2 separate regions of the Homo sapiens genome follow, and region 1 is linked to region 2. Evidence: chromatin contacts called from ENCODE Hi-C or POLR2A ChIA-PET data. All regions are on one chromosome and are shown on one strand. The core of a region is the stretch at or near the end of the contact, and the rest is flanking DNA. Distances in the headings are between cores, read along the strand shown.

The links. Hi-C counts contacts between places; a loop is a spot of excess contacts on that map. ChIA-PET counts read pairs that join two places held with the same protein, here RNA polymerase II (POLR2A). Pooled maps may share reads with other maps.
Region 1: a loop to region 2 is called in a map of IMR-90, with 2.7 times the contacts of the local background. The contact joins two enhancer-like sites. A Hi-C loop is called at or near these places in 4 of 168 maps with a recorded cell type or tissue (IMR-90, PC-3, PC-9 and 1 more), 1 of 37 single-sample maps with no recorded cell type and 5 of 50 pooled maps. POLR2A ChIA-PET finds 5 or more read pairs at or near these places in 2 of 52 experiments (AG04450 and GM12878).

Annotation. Positions count from the first base shown.
Region 1 is chr10:90,418,011-90,420,813 of GRCh38, forward strand. All of the region lies in intron 3 of LINC02653 (long intergenic non-protein coding RNA 2653), which reads right to left. Among named protein-coding and RNA genes, the nearest start is that of LINC02653, 120 kb to the right of the region's middle. Within about 2 kb of position 1,306, at least 3 of the 41 ENCODE cell types and tissues checked have a DNase peak (open chromatin) inside an H3K27ac peak, as active enhancers do; they include PC-3, where a contact is called at or near this core.
Region 2 is chr10:90,318,279-90,321,011 of GRCh38, forward strand. No RefSeq gene overlaps it. Among named protein-coding and RNA genes, the nearest start is that of LINC02653, 220 kb to the right of the region's middle. RefSeq lists enhancers at 734-1,469, 1,470-2,203. Within about 2 kb of position 1,418, at least 2 of the 41 ENCODE cell types and tissues checked have a DNase peak (open chromatin) inside an H3K27ac peak, as active enhancers do; they include PC-3, where a contact is called at or near this core.

The sequences.
Region 1 (2,803 bases), core at 56-2,555, 100 kb after region 2:
GCTGTGTCACGGGCCATTGGTCACTCATCCTTGACTCAGAGTAAATCTCTTTAAATATTTTACAGAGTTTGACTCTTTTCATCAACATAAACAAACCCATTGTGCTGCCAGTTGTAAAAAGTATAGGACACACAATTATGTACAGTACATAATACTTGATGATAACAAATGGCTATGTAAATGGTTTATGAATTTATTATACTATATTTTTATTGTTATTATAGAGTTTACTTCTTCTAGTTACAGGGAAAAAAAAAGTTAACTGTAAAACTGCTGCAAGTCGATCCTTCAAAAGGTATCATAGGAGATGGTAGCTCTATGTGCGTTATGCGTGGAAGACCTTCTGGTGGGATAAGATGTGGACATGAAAAACTATGATACTGATGATCCTGAACATGTGTAGCCCTAGGCTAATGTGTGTGTTTGTGTCTCATATTTAACAAAAAGGTTAAAAAGTTCAAAAAATAAATATATATATATATATATTTTTTGAGACAGAGTCTCACTCTGTCGCCCAGGCTGGGGTGCAGTAGCACGAACTGGGCTCACTGCAGCCTTCACTTCCCAGGTTCCAGTGATTCTCCTGCCTCACCCTCCCAGGTAGCTGGGATTACAGGCGTGTGCCACCACACCTGGCTAATTTTTGTATTTTAAGTTGAGATAAGGTTTCACCATGTTGACCAGGCTGGTCTTGAACTCCTGGCCTCAGGTGATCCTCCTGCTTGAGCCTCCCAAAATGCTGGGATTACAGGTGTGAAGCACTGTGCCCAGCCAATAAAATATTTTTAAAATAGAAAAAAGCTTAGAGAATATGAATATAAAGAAAATATTTTGTGCAGTTGCATGTGTTTGTGTTTTAACCTGTATTAGTACAAAAGAGTCAAAAAGTTTCAAAAAACTAAAAAGTTTACAAAGTAAAAAAGCTACTGTAAGCTGAGGTTAGCTTATTATTGAAGAAATTTCTTTTTATAAACATAGAGTAGCCTAAGTACACAGTGTTTATAAAGTGTACAATAGAGTACAGTCATGCCGTAGGCCTTCACATTCACTCGCCACTCACTCACTGACTCACCGAGAGCAACTTCCTCTCCTACAGGCTCCATTCATGGTAAGTACTCTATACAGATGTACCATTTTTTAATATCTTTTATACCATATTTTTACTCTACCTTTTCCATGTTTAGATACACACATACTTAACTTTTTGTTGCAATTGTCTGCAGTATTCAGAAGAGTAACATGCTGAACAGGTTTGTAGCCTAGGAGCAATAGGCTGTACCACATAACCCAGGTGTGTAGCAGGCTGTACCCTCTATAGGTTTGCGTAAGTACACTTAATGATGTTCACACAATGACAAAACCGCCTAATGATGCATTTCTCGATTGTATTCCCATCATTAAGCAACATATGACTGTACTTGCAAAAACAGATACAGGCCGCATCTGGTCTATAAACTATAGTTTGTTGACTCCTGCCATAAAGCCCCTTATCTCATATAGATAATACAGAAGAGAAACAGGATTTCAGAGAGCTGGCTTCCAGTTCTGTCACTGACCCTAATGGCTATGTTGTTTTAGACAATCTCCTTATCTCACTGCCTACTTGAACTATAAAAAGAAAAAGGTAAACACTAAGATCTCTTCCAAAGTCTAAAATCCTTAATTATTGATTACCCTAGATAATTCTCATAAAACCTCCTTTCTTAGGTTGTAGAACCTGGAAACAATTTCATCATCGCAAACCATTAAAGCTTATATTTAGCACATGGATCATTGTCATGGGATATTGGCCAATGAATATGAATAAAATTTCTTTATTAGAAAGAAGAAGTTTATGCTAAAAGGAAAAACTAGTTGGAAAAACTTTAATGGTACAGCGAATTTATTTTTGGCATTTCATATTTTATCAAGCTCCCATATTATGTTGAATGTATCAAATGTACTCAAATCCTTTCTAATTTTTTAAATATTTCATTCAAATAAGTATTTTATTAATGTGGCATCATTATTTCAAAGTTTTTACCCTACTTAATATAAAATATTATTTGGAAGAAGGAGTTAAAGTATTTAATGAAAATAAACATATAAATAGTTAGAAAATCAAATTAGCTGTCAACTATTCCATTAGAGACAGTGGTGGTTGTTATAATGCTTAAGGACAGAAAAGCTAATAAAATACATTAATTATAAATGTGTTTGAATTTTTAACACACATTTAATAAAATTTATAAAAATTAAACTTTTGGAAATTTTTCTTAAATACAAACAAAAGAAAAATATAAAATAATGAGCATTCCATCACAGAAATAGATCAAGAAATACCTGATGAATGTTAAACGTATTCTTTTATAAATGTGTACATTACATAAGGATTTGGATTTACCAAAGATAATTCCAGTTTTACAAGTTTATAAAGTCAAACTAAATTCTACTTCTTACTATGTTAACTGAAACACTTTAAAAATGTTCTATCTATCTGTAGTAGTGTCAACAATGAAAATGAAGTTAAAAATAAAAAAAAAGTTCTTTGTAGGCAGGATATAGCAGAGAAGAGTCAACAGGTGCTGAGACATGGATGAGAAAAATTTAAAACAATAGACTTTTTAATAAAATGTGAAGACATTTTTACAGATTTCCACAGATGAGGAACATTGCAAACCCAAAGTTCTAACTCACCTACATCATACAGTTGATTATTGGCAGAGCTGAAGCTAAAGCTTGTGAGTCTTAGTTCCTATTCTTGGGTTATTTCTACTCTACCACTTTCAGCCTATGTGGTGAAAAGTAACATGAAAACAGTAAA
Region 2 (2,733 bases), core at 168-2,667:
CTTATAGGGAACAGAGAGGAATTGGGAACAACAACTTGCATATAAAGGTAAGTATCAGAGCTGGAAATAAAGCTAAGATTTTCTGATCTTTAAATACAATACTGTTGGGCCTAGCACACTCTTGCGGTGAATGAGCATAGCAGGTACATATAGGCAAATTATGAATTAGTTTGTAATTTTTAATTTCAGAGAAGATATGCAGCTGACGATAAAATTTGAGGGTCATCAGAGTACAAATCCTTCGTAACCATGAGACTAGATTATTTGTAGTTTATGGTAATAATAAAGCCAAAAGTGTGACCTTGGAGGTAAATGGGTAAACTATGGTTGAGAGATAGATTCTTGAAAGATAGAGTGTCAAGGAACTTAGAGATTAAGACATTGAAAGGATCATCGACATGAATATTAAAAACCACCAAAAATGATGGCAATAATAGAATTGGAAAGAGTTCATTGAGCCAGGCTCTAAAAGCTTTAGGCAGTGAGAGAGTAATCTGGGGATCTGAAGAGGAGCACAACTAGAAGGACCAGTCGGTGTTCTAGTTGGATGACCTGTTGTGTAAAGCTCTGTGTGTGTGTAGCAGTAGCAGGAAAGGGGAAGTCAGGAAATGGGAAAGAGAAGTGGTCTGAAGTGGTGATGACAAGGAAGGCATATAACAATCTCCTTCAGAGACCAGCAGCAAGAGGGTTTTAGAGAGAAAATACCCTCCACTTAGGGGTTCTACAAGGAAAGCAGTGAGCTTAGGGTGACCCAGTTTTTAGCAAGATGGCAAAGGAAGCATTCAGAGAATAGTCTGAAGATACGGGAGATTTTGCTCCCGATTGATCTTGAGTCTAAGAATTTACAGTGGAAGGGTTTCAGAGCTTGAAGTAGCATGGGCGATGGATTAGGAGTTATTTGTATGAAGTGACAGGAAGATAAAAATCTGAGGGATAAAGGATGACCTGGGAGTCTGGGCTGCTCTGGTGATTCGAAGCAGAAATCAATGGCACCATGAGCTGAGCCTTGATGGTGCTGAAGCAGGTGGTAATGATAAGTCTGTGAGTATTCATGAAGGAGAACATGTGGGTGTCTGAGTCTCTGCTGGTGTGGAGTCAAAGAAAAGGCCAGGTTTTATCTGCACTGGCCAAGGCTCTGGGGTTTCCTTCTCATTACTGTAGAAGTCACTGCATATCCTATTTGTATTTTATCCCCAGTGCCATCCAGTGCACAGAGATGAAGCTCAGTAAATGTTTGTTGACTGAGAACAGTCCCTGTTTACGATAAACTAATAATAAACATTTGTTAAATTTGAAGACTGGAAATAATGTACATGAAACAATTGTGAATAACTTGGCATGTCTGTGGAGTTTTTCATACCAGATGCTGTTAAGCTTCGCATGGCAGAATGATCTGAGAATGAGTCATCACTGACTCATGGATCCAGCTTGTTTCACCTGCAGCGCTCACTTTAAGTCACAATGACCTTTTCTGACTACTTGTAATGGCAGCACAGTGGGGACTGCAGTTCCTGGAGAGTGCACCATTAATAGAGTAGTTAGCCAGTACTGTTTTGTTGTCCCTCGGAGTAAAAGGGAAAGTGAAGCAAGAGAACAGAGATTTAATACTACATATTTTTTCACTCAATTGAGAAATACAACTGAAAAAAAATATATATCCTTATAAAACTTACTGTTTTAAAAGCGCAGTCCTTGCAAGTTGATTTGGGTGTTTTCAGATAGTGAAAAACTTTTAAAAGATATTAAATTATTACTTTTACTTATGAAGAATAAAAGGTAACATAGAGACATAGAAATCAAGAAATCCTCGAGTATTTTCTTTAGAAACACCCCGATTAGAGAAGGAGTTTCCGTTTTTAAGAGAAAATTAAACCAGATGACCTTAAGTCCTTTTTAACACAAGTTTGTATTAATACCAATTAATAAATTAATCAGATTTGAAAGATTTGTGGACAAATGCCTTTATAACGTTCTTAACTGATATGGACTGAACTGTATGCCCCCCCTTTCCCCCTGGAATTCATATCCTAAAGCTGTAACTCCCAGTGTGACTGTATCTGGAAATAGGGTCTTTAGAAGGTAATTAAGGTTAAATGAAGTCATAGGGAAGGATCCTAATCCCGTAGGACTGTGGCCTTAAAAGAAGAGAAAGAGATGTATGAGTTCCTTATATATTTTGGATATTAAACCTTTATCACATATGTGGTTCGCAAATATTTTCTCTCACTCTGTAGGTTGGCCTTTCATTTTGTTGATTGTTTCCTTTGCTGTGAAGAAGCATTTTACTTTTATGTAGTCCCGTCTGTTTATTCTTATTTTTTGCTTTTTTGCCTGTGTTTTTGGAGTGATATCCAAAAAATCCTTGCCAAGGCCAATGTCAAGGGGCATCCCCCTGCCCCATCCTTTTTTTTTTTTTTTAGACAGACAGGGTCTTACCCTGTCACCCAGGCTGGAGTTTAGTGGAGCAGTATCACAATCATAGCCATGGCATCAGACTCCTGGGCTCAAGCTATCTTCCTGCCTCAGCCTCCCAAGTAGCTGGAACTACAGGCATGAACATATAAACCTCCTAGGAGTTTTACAGTTTCAGGTCTTACATATTCCGGGCTGTGGGGGAAATGAGGAGATGTTGGTCTGGTTGAAGAGTACAAACTTTCAGTTCTAAGATGAATAAGTTCCAATATACAGCATGGTGACTATAGTTAATACTTTATTGTTTATTTGAAATTTGCT